2 separate regions of the Homo sapiens genome follow, and region 2 is linked to region 1. A link is a loop called in an ENCODE intact Hi-C map of the cell type or tissue named here. Cell type or tissue: endothelial cell of umbilical vein. All regions are shown on one strand. Each heading gives the region's core, and the rest is flanking DNA. Links, peaks and the distances in the headings are about the cores only. Region 1 overlaps PSMB2 (proteasome 20S subunit beta 2). Region 2 has its middle 19 kb from the start of C1orf216.

What was found. Hi-C counts contacts between places; a loop is a spot of excess contacts. Peaks named below come from ENCODE experiments on the same cell type or tissue, not always from the same donor. Only the 100,000 strongest peaks of a DNase experiment are listed, where the experiment ranks them.
Region 2: it touches region 1 in a loop (3-fold over the local background); 1 of 110 quality-filtered maps calls a loop at or near these places.

Annotation. Positions count from the first base shown.
Region 1 is chr1:35,624,678-35,635,148 of GRCh38, forward strand. It overlaps PSMB2 (proteasome 20S subunit beta 2), which reads right to left. Exons shown (of 6, transcript NM_002794.5): 3 at 6,597-6,667. Among named protein-coding and RNA genes, the nearest start is that of PSMB2, 12 kb to the right of the region's middle. RefSeq lists a silencer at 6,537-6,737. In endothelial cell of umbilical vein, for the core only: no CTCF peak of the experiment used is centred there; no DNase peak of the experiment used is centred there.
Region 2 is chr1:35,694,276-35,704,746 of GRCh38, forward strand. No RefSeq gene overlaps it. Among named protein-coding and RNA genes, the nearest start is that of C1orf216, 19 kb to the right of the region's middle. In endothelial cell of umbilical vein, for the core only: no CTCF peak of the experiment used is centred there; a DNase peak (open chromatin) is centred at 5,226; H3K27me3 peaks cover 2,950 bases.

The sequences.
Region 1 (10,471 bases), core at 2,180-7,179:
AGGAGGCAGAGGTTGCAGTGAGCCGAGATTACACCACTGCATTCCAGACTGGGTGAGAGAGCAAGACTCTGTCTCAAAAAAAACAAAAACAAAAACAAAAAAACGCCAGGCACGGTGGCTCACGCCTGTAATCCCAGCACTTTGGGAGGCCGAGGCGGGTGGATCACGAGGTCAGGAGATCGAGACCATCCTGGCTAACACGATGAAACCCCGTCTCTACTAAAAATACACAAATTAGCCAGGCATGGTGGTGCACGCCTGTAGTCCCAGCTATTCGGGAGGCTGAGGAAGAAGAATCACTTGAAACTGGAAGGTGGAGGTTGCAGTGTGCTGAGATCATGCCACTGCACTCCAGCCTGGGTGACAGAGCGAAACTCCACCTCAAAAAAAAAAAAGCATTGCACACTGGTCTTCCTTGGTGAGTATCCTGAAGCAGCTTCACAGAATAAAGTTTGAAAACCACTACATCAGGCTGGATATCTTTTCAACTTATTATTTCTACTGTTTACTTGCTAAGCATTTACAAATAAATAGGTAAAAAGATAAATTACCAAAGGCTCATGAAACACTTCGGAAAAAGTTCTAATGAAAACTCTTTGGCCAGTGTGGCAGTGAAACCCGACGATTACACATCATGGAGGCCAGCATCCTACTCTAAGCCTTGCCACAAAATTTCACGTTCCCAAGGACACCAGATTTGCCTGGTTTATACCTGTCTCTCTATCTGTTAAATGGAGATAATTTTAGGGCATTCAGATGGGCTACATCAAATATGCCACATAATTCATTTTAAGTAAGAAATAGGCTGGGCATGGTGGCTCATGCCTGTAATCCTAGCACTTTGGGAGGCCAAGGCGGGTGGACCACGAGGTCAAGAGATCGAGACCATCCTGGTCAACATGGTGAAACCCCGTCTCTACTAAAAATACAAAAAAGTAGCCAGGCATGGTGACGGGCGCCTGTAGTCCCAGCTACTCAGGAGGCTGAGGCAGGAGAATGGCATGAACCCGGGAGGTGGAGCTTGCAGTGAGCCGAGATCGTGCCCCTGCACTCCAGCCTGGGTGACACAGTGAGACTCCGTCTCAAAAAAAAAAAAGAAAAGAAATAGCCCCATAACTCATCATCCTCTGACATTAGTCAAACTGTAAGGAGAATTTGAGAAAGGAAGCCTTTTTTTTAGACAGAGTCTTGCTCTGTCACCCAGGCTGGAGTGCAGTGGCATGATCTCAGCTCACTGCAACCTCCACCTTCTGGGTTCAAGCTATTCTCCTGCGTCAGCCTCCTGAGTAACTGGGATTACAGGTGTGTGCCACCACATCTGGCTAATTTTTTGTATTTTTAGTAGAGATGGGGTTTCACCATGTTGGCCAGGCTGGTCTTGAACTCCTGGGCTCAACTGATCTGTCCATCTTGGCCTCCCAAAGTGCTAGGATTACCGGCATGAGCCACTGTGCCTGGCCGAAGAAAGCAAGCCTTGAGCATAGTATAAGCCCTTTTTCTGCTCTTTGGGGTCTAACCAACAAGAAGAGACCATCTTAAATGTATACAAGCATTTAAATAAACAACTAAACTGAAGGCTTCTGAATTTTTTCCCCATCTGTCTTTTTTCGTCTTCTGATGATTTCATGCCTTTAATTCCTATACAAATTAACATCCATTTATTAAGAATACTTCTTCCGGTATTCCATTCATTAAGAATTCCCTTCCAGTGTATAAATGCATAATTAATATTCTCAGCAGAATATATAGACCTAGCTGGATGACACTTTTTCAGCAAACACTTATTGAAAACCTACAATGGACATATATTCAAACTTATCTATATAATACTATGTGCAATTTCGACATTTTAACAAAACTGAACATTTCATGTTTCCCTAAATGCACAAATACACTTGTACATTAGTCCACTAATTAATAAAGAAGACACCATGAAAGAGTTTGATATTTGAAGCTGGAATCTTAACCTTTAACATAGTATATATGTGCTTTGGAAACATATCTAAGAGAAATACTTAACATCCTTGTAAGTAAAATGGGGATAACACACATCTTATGGTGTCATAATAAGGATACTTAATAACAGATACATATGTAAGTATTTAGAATAGCACTGTCCAAGAGAACTTCTATGATGATGGATATGTTCCAGATCTGTGATGTCTAATACAATAGTTGTGGCTATTGGGTACCTGAAATGTGGCTGTGACTGAGGAACAGAATTTTTTTTTTTAAGAACAAAAGTTGATTTAGCATTCAGGCAAAGTCTACCAGGAGATTTTCCACCAGAAACTGAATTTTAAGTTTTATTTAATTTTAATTAACTTAAATTTAAATAGCCCCATGTGGCTAGTTGGCTACCATACTGGACTGTGTAGATCTAGAAAAATCCTAGCACATAATATATGTTCAATGTTATTTTACTTCTATTTTCCCTATCAATACCAGCATGGTGGCTTGGCGCCTGTAGTTCCAGCTATTTGGGAGGCTGAAGTGGGAGTATTGTTTGAGCCCGGGAGGTTGAGGCTGCAGTGAGCTGTGACTGTGCCACCTCTTAGGTGACAGAGCGAGACCCTATCTCAAAAAAAAAAAAAAAAAAAAAAAAGCACAACAAATGATCCCTCACGAAAAACTAACTTATAGCCATTAAATTGCTTCTTTGACCAAACAGCAATCGCAGCATAAAAACACAAGTGGGCTGGGCATGGTGGCTCATGCCTGTAATCCTAGCACTTTGGGAAGCAGAAGCGGGAGGATTGCTTGAGCCCAGGAGTTCGGGACCAGCCTGGCAACATGGAGAAACCCCATCTCTACAAAAAATTAGCCAGGCATAGTGGTATGCACCTACAGTCCCAGCTGCCAGGGAGGCTGAGGTGGAAGGATCATCTGGGCCTGAAAGGTCAAGGGGCTGCAGAGAGCTGTGGTCATACCACTGCACTCCAGCCTAGATGACAGAGTGAGATCCTGTCTCAAAAAAAAAGTAAGAGCTTTGCATTATTACCTTATTTAATCTTCATAATAACTTTTTGAAATTGGTAAGTAGGGAAATTAAGCTTAGAATTTGTCCAAAGACATCCAGCTAGTAAGTCAGTAAGCAAATATTCAAACCCAGGTAGTCCAATTCCAGAGACTATGCTCTTAACCACAATGCTAAATTGCCTACATTTTAATGAACCAGTTTATGTAAGATTCATTATATACTCAGTGGTAGTAAATGTCCTCCCAACCAAACCACCACACATACACAGAGCAAATTAGAAATCAAACAATTTGAGCTACAGACACAGAAGTTATACATGGTAACTGGCTGACCCAAAATGAGTCACATCTGCCAACTGGTGTGACCATATAAATATACTAAATTTGGTGACTTTGCACTTATTAGGAACACTGACAAACTATCATCTCTCTTCCCAGAATAAGACGACTAAAATATAAATTCATATTTTAGAACTAAGAATCTATTTTGATAAGGAGATGGGGGAGCAGAGATTGGACCTACTGGAAAAGCTCAGGCAGAGGTAGTCAATATTTACCAGAGCCCCATGTCACTGTCTACAAGGGATATTTGTTAAGACATCAAACATTTCTGCTAGGAGAAGATTAAACCAGATTCACTGCATTTGCATGAAGCACACTGCCATTCTTATCTCAATTCCAAAAAGGAGCTTAATTCACTTAATGTCTGTGATATTTATGACACAGTATTTATTGTGCCCAAAGCTGGAATTCTTACTCCGGTTCTGCCTGATAAGTCAGAGGAACATCGTACATGGCAAGTCATAAAATGCTGAACACCACAGGAACTTCTGGGTGACAGAAAAACTAATATCTGACCCATTTTCCTTTCTCAAGGAGGAGTGAAGAAAAGACCACTTGGTGACAATGACTTTCTTGGAAGAAAAAAAAAAAAAAAAAAATATATATATATATATATATATATATATATATATATTTTTTTTTTTTTTTTTAAAGAAAAGACTACTGATCTTTCACCCAGGACAAAACAATGTATGTAAATTTGCCTCCTCCTCTCAATCCTACATGTCTCTAGCTTCTCTTCAAACTTCATGATCCCTCAGATTGTACAAGCCCTTGGTCAAAGCTAGCACTGAGAGGTACTATTTATTGAGAAATTATCAGTCAAAGATTATTAGGCACTAGAAAATAAACTGCTTTATAGATCTGTAGTAAGTAACTTTAAAAAAAGTAACTTGTTATTTTAAGCAAGTACAGATGAAAACTCAAACCATAATAAAAATATGAATAGCATCAGTGTTCTAGAAACACTACTGAAGAACCAAAGGCAGAATAGTCAAATAATTATGGCACCATTATTTTAGCTTTGTCTGACCTGCTGTGTGACCTGGAGCTAGTCCCTTTGACACTTTATGCCTTTCACTTCATCTCAGTGATAGAGACTATCTTTCTCAGTGGAATAGTGAGTAGATTAAATTATTAAGCAAAATGCTTTGGGCAAAAGTCACATGAATGTTAAATATTATGATTTACAAGCATTCATTTTCCTGGCACCCCTGTGGGGTTAGGAAGTTATCTCCATTTCATAGATAAGTAAACAGGCACAGGGGGTGAGATCACGTGGTAAGGCTCTATTTATTTAGTCCCTGTGGGAAGGGAATAACACACACCTTTAGCAACCATATGAACTTTCCTAGCACATCCTACACAATCTTTAATGCATTCAATCCTTAACTTAGTGTTGCATCTTTTAACATGCTGTCGATGAAATGGAGACAGCTCTAGAATAGCAACAAGGCTAGAATAAGTAAGGAGGAACAATGCTGTATGCTTTGGGAAAAAGTCATAGAAAAACACAGGTAAGTACGCCAGGTACAGTGAGTGGCTCATTCCTATAATCCCAGCACCCTGAAAGGCCAAGGCCAGCAGATTGCTTGAGTCCAGGAGTTCAAGACCAGCCTGGGCCACATGGTGAAATCCTGCCTCCACTAAAAATACAAAAAATTAGCCAGATGTGGTGGTGCACACCTGTAGTCCCAGCTACTTGGGAGGCTGAGGTGGGAGAATCACCTGAACCCGGGAAGTTGAGGCTTCAGTAAGCTGAGATCACACCACTACACTCCAGCCTGGGCAACTGGAGTGAGACCCCGTCTCAAAAAAAAAAAGAAAAAAGAAAAAGAAAAAAAGAGAAACACAGATAAGCAATCTCGAGATAAAAATCCACATTACCGGCCAGGTGCGGTGGCTCGCGCCTGTAATCCCAGCACTTTGGGAGGCCAAGGCGGGCAGATCACCTGAGATCAGGAGTTCGAGACCAGCCTGACACCTGACCAACATGGAGAAACCCCGTGTCTGCTAAAAATACAAAATTAGCTGGGCGTGGTGGTGCATGCCTGTAATCCCAGCTACTTGGGAAATGGAGGCAGGAGAATCACTTGAACCCAGGAGGCAGAGGTTCCAGTAAGCCAAGATTGCACCATTGCACTCTAGTTTGGGCAACAAGAGTGAAACTCCATCTCAAAAAAATAAAAATAAAAATAATCTGAATTATTATTTTCAAAGTTCTACTTTCACTAACACATAGAGACTTTCAGTCACAGGTATTAAGTAATATGGTTTGTTACAAAAACACTTTGAAAAAACTAAACGTACTCTTACTATATGATCCAGCAATCACACTCCTTGGTATTTACGCAAAAAAAAACTTATGTTCAAACAAAAACCTGCACATGGATGTATACATTAGCTTTATTCATATTGCCAAAACTTGGAAGCAACCAAGATGTCCTTCAGTAGGTGAATGGATAAATAACCTGTAGTATATCTAGACAATGGAGTATTTTTCAATGTTAAAAAGAAATGAGCTATCAAGCCATGAAAAGACATAGGGTAACCTTAAACGTGTATTACCAAATAAAAGAAGCCAATCTGAAAAGGCTGCATAATCCATGATTCCAACTATATGACATGATGGGAAAGGCAAAACCATGGAGAAAGTAAAAAGATGAGTGGTTGTCAGGAGTTGTGGGGATGGAGAAGGATGAATAAGTAGAGTACAAAGGATTTTTAGGGCAGTGAAAATACTCTGTATCCTGTAATGGTAGATACATGTCATTATACATTTGTCCAAACCCATAACATCCACAACAGCAAAAGTAAACCCTAATGTAAACTATGGACCTGGGTGATTACTGTCAATATAGGCTCATCATTTGTGACAATGTATCACCCTGGTGGAAGATGCTGATAATGGGGAATGCTATACATGTGGGTGAGGAGGAATGTGGGAAATCTTTATACTTCTTCTCAATTTTGCTGTGAACCTAACACTGCTCTAAAAAATAGTTTTTAGGGGGAAAAAAAAAGGGTAAGTTGTCACAGGCCTTCATATTGGTGTGTCCCAACCAATTCTCTGGGAATGAATATTTGCCCTTTGGGCTGTACCTATTAATAACAACTGTGCACAAAGACATTGGACTTAAGAATGAACAAGTAGCAACAGGAGGGGTTCTGGAAGGCCAAAAAAGGGCAAAAATACTACTCATGTATAATGAGAATATAAAAGAAGCACAAAGGATTTTTCTGCTCTATCTAACAATGTCTGATATATTACTTACCCGACTCCGAAGACAGTCAGCCAGGTTTCGGCGTGTGAAGTTAGCTGCTGCCGTGGGAGACAATTCATATCCTGGTAGAAGAGATAAAGAGTCATACTTAAAGTAAAGCAGAAGGAATAACAGTGCCCCAAATTATTCACTACCCCTGTTCCTAAAGCCCACCATCTTTTGTACACTCAGAGTAAACAAAGCATAGACTGAGGGGTACAATCCTACTCTAGTCCCTTTCCTCATGCAACAGCTATGAAATAGCTGGTTAGTACTGACAGCAATTCTTGGCCACAAACAGAACCAGTTCTATAGTGGAATGAAACTTCTAGCAGCCTTGCTTAAACTATTCATTCATCAACACACTGTGGTTTCTGCCGTAGAAGGAAAGGAACACGAATACACAAGAAGTGAAAAAAAAAGAAAGGCGTCTTAGATGCCAATCTTTTAAAAGTTTATTTTAAAAAGGATATTGGGGGCCAGTCACAGTGGCTCATGCCTGTAATCCTAGAGCTTTGGGAAGCCAAGGTGGGAAGATCGCTTGAGCCCAGGAGTTTGAGACTAGCCTGGGCAACATAGTGAGACCCCCATCTCTAAAAAAAATTTTTTTTTAAATTTCTAGGCATGGTGGTACATGCCTGTAATCCCAGCTACTTAGGAGGCTGAGTGGAGAGGATCAATTGACCCCAGAAGTTCAAGTGAGTTATGACTGTGCCACTGCACTACAGCATGGGTGACAGAGCAAGACCCTGTCTCTAAAAAAACGAAAACAGGAACAAAAAGGATATTGGGAAAAGAGAGGCTAGAAGTTAGGACTACCTCAGAGTCATAGTTTATTAAAAAAATATTTTAAATGTTACTTTATTAAGAAGTATAATATGACTTTCAAAAGTATAAGCCACAGAAAAAGAACATTTCCATCATTCTGCAGTATTTTTAAAAATAGAGTATCTCAAGTGTTAAAACTTCAAAAATAAAAGTTGTCATACCAACAAAGGTACAACCCAGAGGAATAGCATCAGGTGTGCATGTAATAACGCATTCACTTTGGAGCTTAATCCCCCTGTAGAATGGGACCAGTGCCAAAAGGCACAAGAATGATCCATAACTCAGTGGGCCCACACAGAAAATGTCAGTATGGAAAGACACACAGCAGTGTGGTTAAGTAATTGCTTACAACATTTCAAATACCACTGTCAAATTAGGAGAGATTCAGATTCAAATCCTAACAAATATTTATTGAGCAGCAACTATGTTTCAGGGTCTATGCTGAGTGTTTTCACATGTATTATTGTACTTTATCCTCACAAGTCTATTAGTGCATATTAAATCATAATGAAAGCAATCCTTGGCCAGGTGCAGTGGCTCATGCCTGTAATCACAGCACTTTGGGAAGCGGAGGCAGGCAGATCACTCGAGCCCAGGAGTTTAAGACCATTCTGGGCAACATGATGAAACCCCGTCTCTACTAAAAATATAAAAATTAGCCAGGGGTGGTGGTGCACACCTGTTTTCCCAGGTAGTTGGGAGGCTGAGGTGGAAGGATCACCTGAGCCTGGGAATTCGAGGCTGCAATGAGCCATGATTGTGCCACTGCACTCCAGCCCAGGCGACAGGAGTGAGACCCTGTCTCAACAACAACAACAAAAATAATAATAATAATTTAAAAAAAGAGGCCAGGCACAGTGGCTCACACCTGTAATCCCAGAACACTTTGGGAGGCCCAGGTGGGTGGATCACCTGGGGACAGGAGTTTAAGACCAGCCTGGCCACCATAGCGAAACTCTGTCTCTACTTAAAATACAAAAAATTAGCCAGGCATGGCGGTGCATGCCTATAATCCCAACTACTCAGGAGGCTGAGGCACGAGAATCACTTGCACCCAGGAGCTGGAAGTTGCAGTGGGCTGAGACTGCACCACTGCACTCCAATCTGAGCAACAGAACGAGACCCTGACTCAAAAAAGAAAAAAAAAAAAAAAGAAGGAACCTAGACAAGTGGGAATACTATTCAATTCTTTACTTAACCCCCTAAACACCACTGAAGATCTGACCATTATCCTAAAGGCAGAAAAGTCATGCCTGATTATCTGCATATAGATTTTCTCTTTCTTTCCCTTATTTTAGCTCAGTTCTTTAACTTATATAAGAATTACTATATAGAGTTACATACACAAAACTGTACTTGGCAGGTAATTTAAGGGTCTTTAAGGGCAATTTTAACCAAACACAGTTTTTGTCTGTGCACTGACTTTAGACCCTAAAACCCAGTAACAAACAACTCTTGCTACTCTTGTTCACTCTTCTCCCTCTCTCAGGACAGCCAGTGAAGTCATACAGTACCTACTGGACTTCAGAAGCATTACTGACATACTTCATTTGTTATGCAGGCAAAAAGTGGAACCACTGGAAAAAAAAGCAGAATTCTTGAAATATTCTAAACCTGCATAAACCTAAGTACCATGTACTTTATGTTCCTGAATGTCAGGACTAAGCCTTATTCATCTTTGAATTCTCTTAAGTATTAAGCAGAATGCTTACCATAGAAGAGGCCCTCAAAAGTATTTATGGAATTGAATACAAATGCTAAATCCACTGCCCAAACTATGTGAATAGATCTTTGGTCATTTTACACATGCAAGTATATTCAAATTAACTTCCTTCATAGCTCCATATTATACCAGTGCAGTGTATAACGTTGTTATTGAACTGTGAGGTAAGTGGAAATAAGGTTTTCTCTGCCAGACCACCACTACAAACATTCCTGGATCAGAGGCCTAGTGGCTAGTATCGTTTGCTAGGGAGGTTTTCCCAGTGGATAAGAGTTCATTAGCCCCAGAGAGAGCTCACAAAATACTTCACAAAAGTCTTAATTATCTCTCTAGAAGGAAACCTACCAGAGAGTAAGGCAGAACCCTTTTATGGCACAGTAAATACTTATAGTTAGTTACACAATGCTTTAGGTTTACAAAATATTTTCATATGTATTATTCATTAGTATTATAATTCATTTCAGAGATAAGGAAAATAAAGTCCCAGAGAAGATAAATGACTTATCACATAAAAAATAGTAAAGCCAAGGTTTACTTAGGTTTTTTGACGCTGAGATTCAGATTTTTTTGTTTCTTTGTTTTGAGACAGGGTCTCACTCTGTCGCACAGGCTGGAGTGCAGTGGCACTATCATGGCTCACTGAGACCTTGAACTCCTGGGCTCAAGTGATCTTCCCACTTCAGCTTCCTGAGTAGCTGGGACTATGGGTGTGCACCACTGCACCCAGGTAAATATTTTTATTTTTTATAGAGCCAGGGTCTTGCTTTGTTGCCTAGGCTGGTTTCAAACTCCTGACCTCAAGTGATCCTCCCATCTCAGCCTCTCAAAAGTGCTGGGATTACAGGTGCTAGCCACTGTGCCTGGCCAGGTTCAGATACTTTTAAACTCAAACCACATCCTCTGAGATATCTAACACTTAAAAAGTCTGATACTACCATCCCTACCTCCAAGATGGTGTTGGGTTTTTTTTTTTTTGGTTGGTTTAAAAAAATTTTTTTTAGAGACAGAGTCTTGCTGCCTTCCAGAGTACAGTGGCACAATCATAACTCACTGCAGCCTCGACCTCCTGGGCTCAAACGATCTTCCTGCCTCAGCCTCCTGAGTAGCTAGGGCTATAGGTGCATGCCACCACACTCAGCTAATTTTTAAAAACTTTTTTGTAGAAGGCCGGGCGTGGTGGCTCACACCTGTAATCCCAGAACTTTGGGAGGCCGAGGTGGGCAGATCATCTGAGGTCATGAGTTTGAGACCAGCCTGACCAACATGGAGAAACCCTGTCTCTACTAAAAATACAAAATTAGCCAGGCGTGGTGGCACATGCCTGTAATCCCAGCTA
Region 2 (10,471 bases), core at 2,550-7,549, 70 kb after region 1:
GAGAGATGAGAGATGATCATTCTCTGCTCCCTACCACAAGAGAACACAGCAAGAAGGCAGCCATACACAAACCAGGAAGTGGTTTCTTCCCAGACATTGAATCTGCTAATTCCTTGATCTTGGACTTCCCTGCCTCCAGAACTGTGAGAAATAAACGTCTGTTGTTTAAGCCACCCAGTCTATGGGTGGTACATATTTGTTACAGCAGCCCAAACTGACTAAGACACAAAGTAAGCATTTAAATTATACCATACTTAAAACACATTGTTGGCTGGGTGTGGTGGCTCACTCCTGTAATCCTGGCACTTTGGGAGGCAGAGGTGGGTGGATCACCTGAGGTCAGGAGTTCGAGACCAGCCTGGTCAACATGGTGAAACCCCATCTCTACTAAAAATACAAAAATTAGCTGGGCATAGTGGCGCACACCTGTCATCCTAAATACTCGGGAGGCTGAGGCAGGAGAATTGCTGGAACCCAGGAGGTGGAGGTTGCAGTGAGCCAAAATTGTACCGCTGCACTCCAGCCTGGATGACAAAAACAAACAAACAAACAAAAAACATTGTTTTGGCATTACACACTTTTTTTTTGAGACTCTGTCACTAAGGCTGGTGTGCAGTGGCATAATCTTGGCTCATGGTAGCCTAGACCTCCCAGGCTCAAGTTATCCTCCCACCTCAGCCTCTCAAGTAGCAGGCACTATAGGCAAGTGTCACTGGACCTGGTAACACTCTTTTTTTTTTTTTTTTTTGAGATGGAGTCTAGCTCTGTTGCCCAGGCTGGAGTGCAGTGGCGCAATCTCGGCTCTCTGCAACCTCCACCTCCTGGGCTCAAGTGATTCTCCTGCCTTAGCCTCCTGAGTAGCTGGGATTACAGGCGTGTGCCACCACTCCCAGCTAATTTTTAGTAGAAATGGGGTTTCACCATATTGGCCAGGCTGGTCTTGAACTCCTGACCTCAAGCGATCCGCCCACCTCGGCCTCCCAAAGTGCTGGGATTACAGGCATGAGCCACCACACCCAGCCCCGGCAACACTTTTTAAATGTGCTCTGGACCTTCAAATACACAAAGGTGGCCTGGGCTCTGATAGCCTACGAGAGGCCCTAAATGGCTGCCCCTCCTGAAAATGCCCGCCTCAGTGCTTCACTGTAATTGTCATGCTTCTGCTCCCTCCTCTGCCTGTTCTTCTTTTCCCCACCCCGTAAATTAAAGCCTTCCTTTCCTAAGATGCAGCCTCCACTCTCTGGCTCTTCATCTCCCATTATCTTGCCCACCACCCCATGTCCACCAACCTTGCTAGGACAAATAATCTCCAAATTTCTATCTTCCAAAAAGACTTTCCTCCCTAGCCTAGGCATGTATTTCCCAACTGTCTAAAGTTGGTTTTCTGAAAACACTCTTAGGTGGAGACCTGCGGGCAGGAATTGTATTGAGGAATGCTCTTGGGATCAACACAGTGGGGAGGGAAGAAAGGAGGATTGCGCAGATGAAGTAACTGAATGGTCAGAACAAAAGCCCCAAACAACCTGAAATGAGTTTTGGAAACTGAGTGGCCTTCAGACATGCTTCTCCTTAAGCAAAGGGACCCAGCCTTTATACCCCTACTTTGGTCAGTCATTGGATGTTGACTGCCTGGGAAGGCAGTGTGACCTTGGGCCAGGTGGCTCTCTTCTGTTGAGGGCAAAGGCAGAGGGGCACTCAGCTGAGAGCCCTCAGCTACCAACACTCCTAGAAACAGGGCGATGAGTGCCTTATCTCTGAAAGGGGGATGTGGGTGAAGTATCACATCATCTCCTACCAGCCACCTGCTGATCATCTCCACTTGGAAGCCCTCGGGCATCTCAAATTCAACATACCCGAAACTGAACTGAATCTGTTCCTTTTCTGTGTTATTTGATGGTATGACCAATCTGCTAGGCTTGGTAGCTGAGTCAATTATCCTCAACAACTCCTTCTCCTTTACCCTATATCCAACCAAGACTTCATCCCATAGAGGATATTAGGCTTTGTCTAAACTCCCTTGAATTCATCATTCCCATCTCCTCTTTCCCCACCACTGACCTGGCTCGGCCCTCAGCACCTTGTTATGGCATCGTACTTCAATGACCATCCAACAGATTCAGTGGAAAGAGCCTCTTAGCACGGCACAGGCAGAGCAGGTGCTACATGAAAAGTCTGTTGGGATACTGTAAGAGAAAAAAACAAAAAAAAGAGTGTGATACTCAACTGCCTAGGAATTAGTAAAGAAGGAAGGATAACAATTTTAATAACAAATGTTGTTAATTGTAATATATATAACACCACACGGTATGTTTTGTTAATTGTTATATTTATACAATCATGTCTACTTATTAATTTTATATTTATTACATTTGCAAGGATATCTTTGGGAAAATGATTTCACAGTATTTCTCAAGGGCCATGAAGACACTTTGATCTGGGAATTCTGAGAACCTACCCTAAATAAATAGTTTGAAATATGAGAAAAAATATGAACAAAGATGTTCATTCTAACATTATTCATTATACACAGCTTAAATATCTAATAATAGGGAATTAGTTAGATATTTAAGAATGAGTGGTTCAATGGAACATGATGAAACTATTAAAAATAATGGTTTCCATGCTATGTAACAGCATGGAAAATTATTGCAATGTTAAGTCAAAAAGTTAGGATTCATCATGCTTATGCACTATAATTGCAACTACGTAAAAAGTATTATTAGGGAAAACAATGTGAAAGAAGATACACCAGCATGCTAAGAGTTATATTAGAAAAAAAGAAAAGTCATCCCTGGTATCTTCAGCCCCGCTCCCCACATGGTAATTTTTATCATTGGTCTTTCTTTCTCTGATATTGACAACAATGTCTTCTTAGTATGTAAAGCACTCTGGAAGTGCAGCTTCAAGATTCAGTCTTTTCGCCGGGCGCAGTGGCTCACGACTGTAATCCCAGCACTTTGGGAGGCTGAGGCAGGCGGATCATGAGGTCAGGAGATCGAGACCATCCTGGCTAACACGGTAAAACCCTGTCTCTACTAAAAATAAAAAAAATCAGCCAGGCGCAGTGGCAGACACCTGTAGTCCCAGCTACTCGGGAGGCTGAGGCAGGAGAATGGCATAAACCCGGGAGGTGGAGCTTGCAGTGAGCCGAGATCGCACCACTGCACTCCAGCCTGGGCAACAGAACGAGACTCCATCTCAAAAAAAAAAAAAAAAAAAAAAAGATTCAGTCTTTTCGATCAGGTTGCTATCCCAAGCCCCTCTTATGATCAGAGTAATTCCATAACGCTACTTCTCAAACTTGTAATTGGTAGCTTTATAACATAACATATAATATATAATACAATATAATTATGATATAATAAATAACATGCCTTAGTATTTCACTTCTTTTTGTTGCTAAATAATATTCTATTGTACGATTTGCCACATTTTTAAATCTGTTCATCATTTGATGGACATTTGGGTCATTTCCATTTAGGCTACTATAAATATTTCTGCTATGACATTGTGTACAAATTTTTGTGTGACTACTGTATATGTTTTTGATTCTTTGGGGTATATATGTACTTATCAATGGAAATGCTGGGTTGCATGGTAACTCTATGTTTAAACACTTCAGGGATTGCCAGGTTATTTTCCAAAGCAGCTGCACCATTTTACATTCCCACCGGCCAGTTATGAGGGCTCCAATTTCTCCACATCCTCACCAACACTTGTTATTATCTGTTCTTTTGATTATTAACATCCTTGTGGGTGTGAAGGAGTATTTCATTGTGGTTTGATTTGCATTTTCCTGATGGCTAATGATGTTCACCATTGTTCTTTTTTTTTTTTTTTTTTTTTTTTGAGACAGAGTCTCGCTCTCTCACCCAGGCTGGAGAGCAGTGGCACAGTAACAGCTCACTGCAGACTCAAACTCCTGAGCTTGAGCAATCCTCTCACCTCAGCCTCCCAAAGTTAGGATTACAGGCATGAGCCACTGTGCCACTATTATTCATTTTTAACCCAAACCAGTTTTTTTTTAACAAAATAAGATTGAAATGTTCCCATATAAAAGTAATTATTGCATATTATTCTGTATTTGGGGGAAAAAAATCCAAAAGACTTAAAAAAAATTTAAGCCACACCCAAATACCACCATCTAGAGCTAACTACTATAAACATTTCAGGGCATTTCCTTCTAATGTTTTTTTTTTTTTCCTATCCTTTCATGTGACATTTGCAATTTTGTTTCTGGCTTTTTCACTTCATATAATAAAATAGCAATTCCCCAACATTTTCCTGAACATTACTGGATATAACAATTTCCTTAGCCATTCCCTTATGAATGGATGCTTGGTTATGTCCAGCTGTATTTAATATTGTGAATAATGCAGTAACATGGTGCTTTGATATTGCTCTTTAATGTCTGTGTTCCATTTGTCCAATAAGGCTCAGATCTTTGAAGAATCTGTCTTTTCTTCCCTTTCCATCCACCTACATCTTTCCAGGGTGGTGCTCAGTCCAGAGTAGACTCATTTAAGTCCTTATTATGGCCCTATTCTGAGCACTTGATACATAGCAAAGCATTTAATCCTCACAACTTCCCTGTGAGGTAGGTAATATTATTACCATCCCTTTTGTCCAAGGTCATTGGCTAGTAATGATGCAGAGGCAGAATTTGAATCCAGGTAGCCTGGATCCAGAGTCTGAATGCTGAACCATCAGTCATCTTGCTTTCCTGTCATGCTAGTGGTGGAGGGAATTAAAAATGAGACAGCCAGCCATCCCAGCTCTGTGGGTGGATTGGTCTCATGTTCAAAATCTGTCACCTAAGCTTCATCCTTCATTTGAAAATGGATAAGGGAAGTGATATGGTTTGGCTGTGTCCCCACCCAATTCTCATCTTGAATTCCCACATGTTGTGAGAGGGACCCAGTGGGAGGTAACTGAATCCTGGGGGCAGGTCTCTCCTGTGCTGTTCTCATGATAGTGAATAAGTCTTACAAGATCTGATGGTTTTATAAGGGGGAATCTCCCCGCACAAGCTCTCTTTTTGCCTGATGCCATCCATGTAAGATGTGACTTGCTCCTCCTTGCCTTCTGCCATGATTGTGAGGCATCCCCAGCCATGTGGAACTGTAAGTCCATTAAATGTCTTTCTTTTGTAAAGTACCCAGTCTCCATATGTCTTTATCAGCAGTGCCAAAAGAAACTAATACAGGAAGTGATAAAGTCAGAAAAGCTGGGGAGTACAGGGAAAGTGATTCAGCTTCAACCCACAAGATTGGAGCTTCCAACTGTCCCCAGCCTTGCACAGTCCTCTTTCCCCGCACAGCACCAGAGAGTTCTTTCTCAAATGCAAATCTGATCCTGTCACTTTCCTGCAAGGCTCTCTGTCGCACTCAGGATAAAATCCCCAAACCCATAACTGGCATGCAAGGTCATCTCTTGCCCCGTGTCTCTACTCCTGGCCTGACTTCTCTCTGCCTCAGTTCTTTCAGGTCCTGCAAACCCCACCGCTCTGTTTCATCCCTGTACCTGTTGTATCTTGGCCTGGAGAGCTTTTCCCTACCTCGCCCCTGCTCATTGTCCTTTGGCCCTGCTCACTCTAAGTCTCTGTTTAAACACTCCTGTCTTCCGCCGGGCGCGGTGGCTCACGCTTGTAATCCCAGCACTTTGGGAGGCCAAGGCGGGCAGATCACGATGTCAGGAGATTGAGACCACGGTGAAACCCCGTCTCTACTAAAAATACAAAAAATTAGCCGGGCATGGTGGCAGGCGCCTGCAGTCCCAACTACTCGGAGAGTCTGAGGCAGGAGAATGGCGTGAACCCGGGAGGCGGAGCTTGCAGTAAGCCGAGATCGTGCCACTGCACTCCAGCCTGGGTGACAAAGCGAGACTCTGTCTCAAAAAAACAAAAACAAAAACGAACAAACAAACAAAAAAAAAACAAAAAGTACACTCCTGTCTTCTATCTAGAAAGTCTTCTTCAAAGCCCTTAATTGGATCGTGTTCCCTGGTTAAACACATACCTTTCTCTTGACATGAATTACATTTTGTAATTGCTTTTCTTAAAAAAAAAAATTTTTTTTTTATTATGGAAAAATTCAAACATAAGAAAAAAAAGAAGAGTATTCTAATCACCCAACTTCAACAATTATCAACCCACAGCCAATCTGGTTTCACCTAACCCCCCATCTACTTCCCTCCTCCTGTCTTATTTTTAAACAATAAAACAGATCGTTTTATTTAATCTGTAAATGTTTTATTTAGCAAGTTTCTCTAAAAGATAAGCACTTTTAAAATCATAGTTACAATATCATTATCATGCTTTTAAAAGGCCAATTATGCTTGTTTTTTTCTTTTTCAACTTTTTATTTTGAAAAATTTAAAACTTACAGAAAAGTTGCAAACTATCTGAGACTAAGTCGCATATGTTATGATCTTTTATCCTTAAACATTTCCACATATATTTCCCCAAAACAAGGAAATTCTTTGATATAACCAAAATATAGTGAGCACATTCAGGAAATTTAAGGTTGATACAATAAAAGATCTACAATAAAATCCATATTCAAACTTTGCCATATGTCCCAATGATGTCCTTTACAACAGGGGTCCCCAACACCTGGGCCACGGACTGTATAGGTTAGTGACCTTTTAGGAACCAAGCTGCACAGCATCTCCACCTCCTGTTGGATCAGCAGCAGCATTAGATTCTCATAGAGGTGCAAATTCTATTGTGAGCTGCGCGTGTGAGGGATCTAGGTTGTGTGCTCCTTATGAGAAAGTAATGCCTGATCTTGAGGTAGAACAGTTCCTTCCAAAACCAAAAATTCCTCCCCCAGTCCGTTGAAAAACTGTCTTCTACAAATACAGTCCCTGATGCCAAAAAGGTTGGGAACCACAGTTTTCGCAGAAATTTTTTCTTTTTTTGAGACAGGGTCTCACTCTGTCATCCAGGCTGGAGTGCAGTGGTGTGATCATAGCTCACTGTAGCCTCGACCTCCCAGGCTCAAGTGATCCTTCCAGCTCAGCCTTCCGGGTAGCTGGGACTACAGGCACATGCTACCACATCCAGCTAATTTTTTTTAAAAATTATTATTTTTTTGTTTTGTAGATACAGAGTCTTCCTATGTTGCCAGGGCTGGTCTCAAACTCCTGGGCTCAAACGATCATACTGCCTTGGTCTCCCAAAGTGCTGGGATTACAGGTATGAGCCACCGCGCCCAGCTCTTTACAGAAATTTTTTTCCAATCCTCCAGTATCCAATCCAGAATCATGCATTGCATTTAGTTGTCCTGTCTCTCTCTCTCTCTCTCTCTCTCTCTCTCTTTTGGAGACAGGATCTCACTCTGTCACCTGGACTAAAGTGCTAGGCTTAAGTGATCCTCCACCTCAGCCTCCCAAGTAGCTGGGACTACAGATGCAGGCAACTGACCTGGATAATTATTTTTATTTTTGTAGAGACAAGGTCTTGCCATGTTGCCCAGGCTGGTTTTGAACCCCTGGCTTCAAGTGATCCTCCTGCCTCGGCCTCTCGAAGTGCTGGGATTACAGGCGTGAGCTACCACACCCAGCCTCCTGTCTCTTTAGTGCCCTTTAATCTGGAACAGTTCATTCCTCTTTCATGGCATTGATATTTCTGAAGAGCACCTGCCAGCTGTTTTGTAGGCCAACCCTGAATTTAGGCTTGCCTGATGGTTTCCTCCTGGTTCTGCATTCCTCAGGTTCCACATCATGGGCAGGAGTGGTACCTAGGGGAGTCCTAAAGGCTGCATCGGGAGGCAGATGTCCATTGCTTCATCATGATGAAGCTGATTGCTTAAGGTGCCCTATAATTGCTTTTTAAATTTCAAATGATCTGGGGCTTTTTTTCTGCTAGACTGTGAGCTTGATGAGGGCAGAAGTCATGTCTGTTATCTCCATCTTTGTATCCCTCAAGCATAGCAAATTTAAACTGGAAAATCGAACCTGCAAATGCATGTGCCGGCTAATGCCTCTCCCTTTATTCAGCCTCACAGCAGCCCCGGGAAGGACTAATTGAGATCTCAGATGGGGGAAAGGAGGCTCAGAAAGGGGCAGGCTCCATAACAGCGCTATTTTCCCAAACTTTTCCTGCCTGGGCTGTTTCCTCCCTTCTAAGACTCTCCCTTTGGATGGCACCTGGGAAAAACCTCCTCGCCACCACCCCCTCCCCCGACTCCCCCCCCCACCCCCCGAAGTAATGGTTTCAAGGGAAACAGAAATTCCAGAAAGAAGGAAAGCAAAGCGCATTAGCTGTCCAGAGCCTAGGGGCTGGGGGAGACGGGGGAGGCCCTATTTGCATTTTTCCCATTAACAAGCTGGAGTTGAGCTAGCTTGCCTGGGGAGATCATCTGAGAGGAAAATCTTTGCATATTTTATTTAAAAGCACGCTGCATTAGGCGGGTAATAATGCAGAGTGTGGCGATTAGGTGAGGCCTGCAGGGGGCGGGGGTGGGGTCCTTTCCCTCCCTTACCTCTAACTAACCCACCCTGGAAACCCCTCAATCCTGAGAACCAGCCTCCCTAAAGGAACAGCCCTTTGGCCTCAGAGGCAGGTTGAGACTCCAGCCTCTGTAATTCCACTCTTTCTTGCTAAGAGAGCCGGAGAGATAGGAGGAACTGCCCTGGGCAGGAAGAAGGACAGAAGGGGGTGGGACAATAGAACAAGGACCAGTGTCCAAAGCTGGACTCTAGCCCTGTGGTTCTAAGTGATGGGGGTGGCCATGTGGGGAAGTGTAGGGAGATACTACCCCTATAGGGGGCTTTTAAACATGTGAAAGAGATGTTTTGGTGTTCTCAATAATTGGGTAGGCAGTGCTATTATTAGTACTTCCTGTCTAGGGGACAGGGATGCTAACTGGGACCTTCCATTGCCCAGGACAAGCTCACTCAAAGAATTATCCAAATGCCAAAGGCACTCCCATTGGGCTAACCCTTCCTGTACAAGTGCAGGCGTGCATACACACACACACGCACACATACACACACACGCACAAATCAGACTTTCCTTTAAGCCCTGCCATTCTGTGTTACTACGGACTTAACAGAGTCCTGGATGGTCAAATAGTTGAATAAACAGGGTCCCTGCTTCATCACAAGCTGTTGAGTTTGTGCAATTCATTTATCCTCTCTGAGTCTCTATTTCCCAATTTATAAAATAGACATATCAGCTGAGTATGGTGGTGCATGGCTGTAATTCCAGCATTTTTGGAGGTCCAGGCAGATGGACTGCTTGAGCCCAGGAGTTCAAGACCTGCCTGGGCAACATGGCAAAACCTCATCTCTACAGAAAAATACAAAAATTAGCTGGGCATGGTGGGGCACTCCTGCGGTCCCAGCTACTCGGGAGGCTGAGGTGGGAGGATCACTTGAGCCCAAGAGATTGGTCCCAGGCTGAGGTGGGAGGATTGCTTGAGCCCAGGAGGTTGAGTCTGCAGTGAGCTGTGATGGTGCCACTGCACTCCAGCCTAGGTGACAGTGAGACTCTGTCTAAAAAAATAAATAAAAAAAATAAAATGAAATAAAATAGACATGTCAATGCCTACCTCTCAGGATAGCCTCTAGAGAACAATGGGATAATAGAGGGAAAGGGGTTTATAAACCATAAAACTAGAGCACATGGCTGGGCGCAGTGGCTCACGCCTGTAATCCCAGTATTTTGGGAGCTGACGCGGGCAGATCACTTGAGGCCAGGAGTTTGAGACCAGCCTGGCCAACATGGCAAAATCCCATCTCTACTAAAAATACAAAAATTAGCAGGGTGTGGTAGTACGTGCCTGTAATCCCAGCTACTCAGCAGGCTGAGGCAGGAGAATCGCTTGAACCCGGGAGGTGGAGGTTGCACTCCAGCCTGGGTGACAGAGCGAGACTCCGTCCCAAAAAAAAACCAAAAAACAAAACAAACAAACAAAAAAAACTGGCGCACACACAGGGGATGTTATTAGAATGGGGAGCAGAGCCTTAGGCTACTGGTTTAGTAAGGGGCTCCTGAAGGTAGCTGTCCTCTGTGAGAGGTTTATAAGGCCATGGTGATCCTAACCGTTCCTGCCTCACTGGGTGAGGGGTTTATATTCACAAGGTCAGCTTCCACAGTTAATGCTTGGCTACACCTTCTCCTCTGAAAAATGGGGTTGCACCTACTTTATACCAAAAAACAGAAGTGAAATTAACTTGGAAAATGTTAAATATGATGAAGAGGCAAGGTACTAGAAAACTCCATAACGTAATTTGTCATTTCCAGTCTCCCTTTCTCCTCCCGCTGCCTTAGTCTTCTGTCTGTTAGATGGTTACATATTCACTCTAACTTCTCCATCCCAAAACGCCGATGTGCATGAGCCCACACACAGACACACAAGCTAGAAAGTCTCATTAGGAATTAGGGGAGTATCTTAGCGTCTCACGTGAAAGAAGTTTTATGGTGGCCGCGGTGGCTCACACCTGTAATCCCAGTATTTTGGGA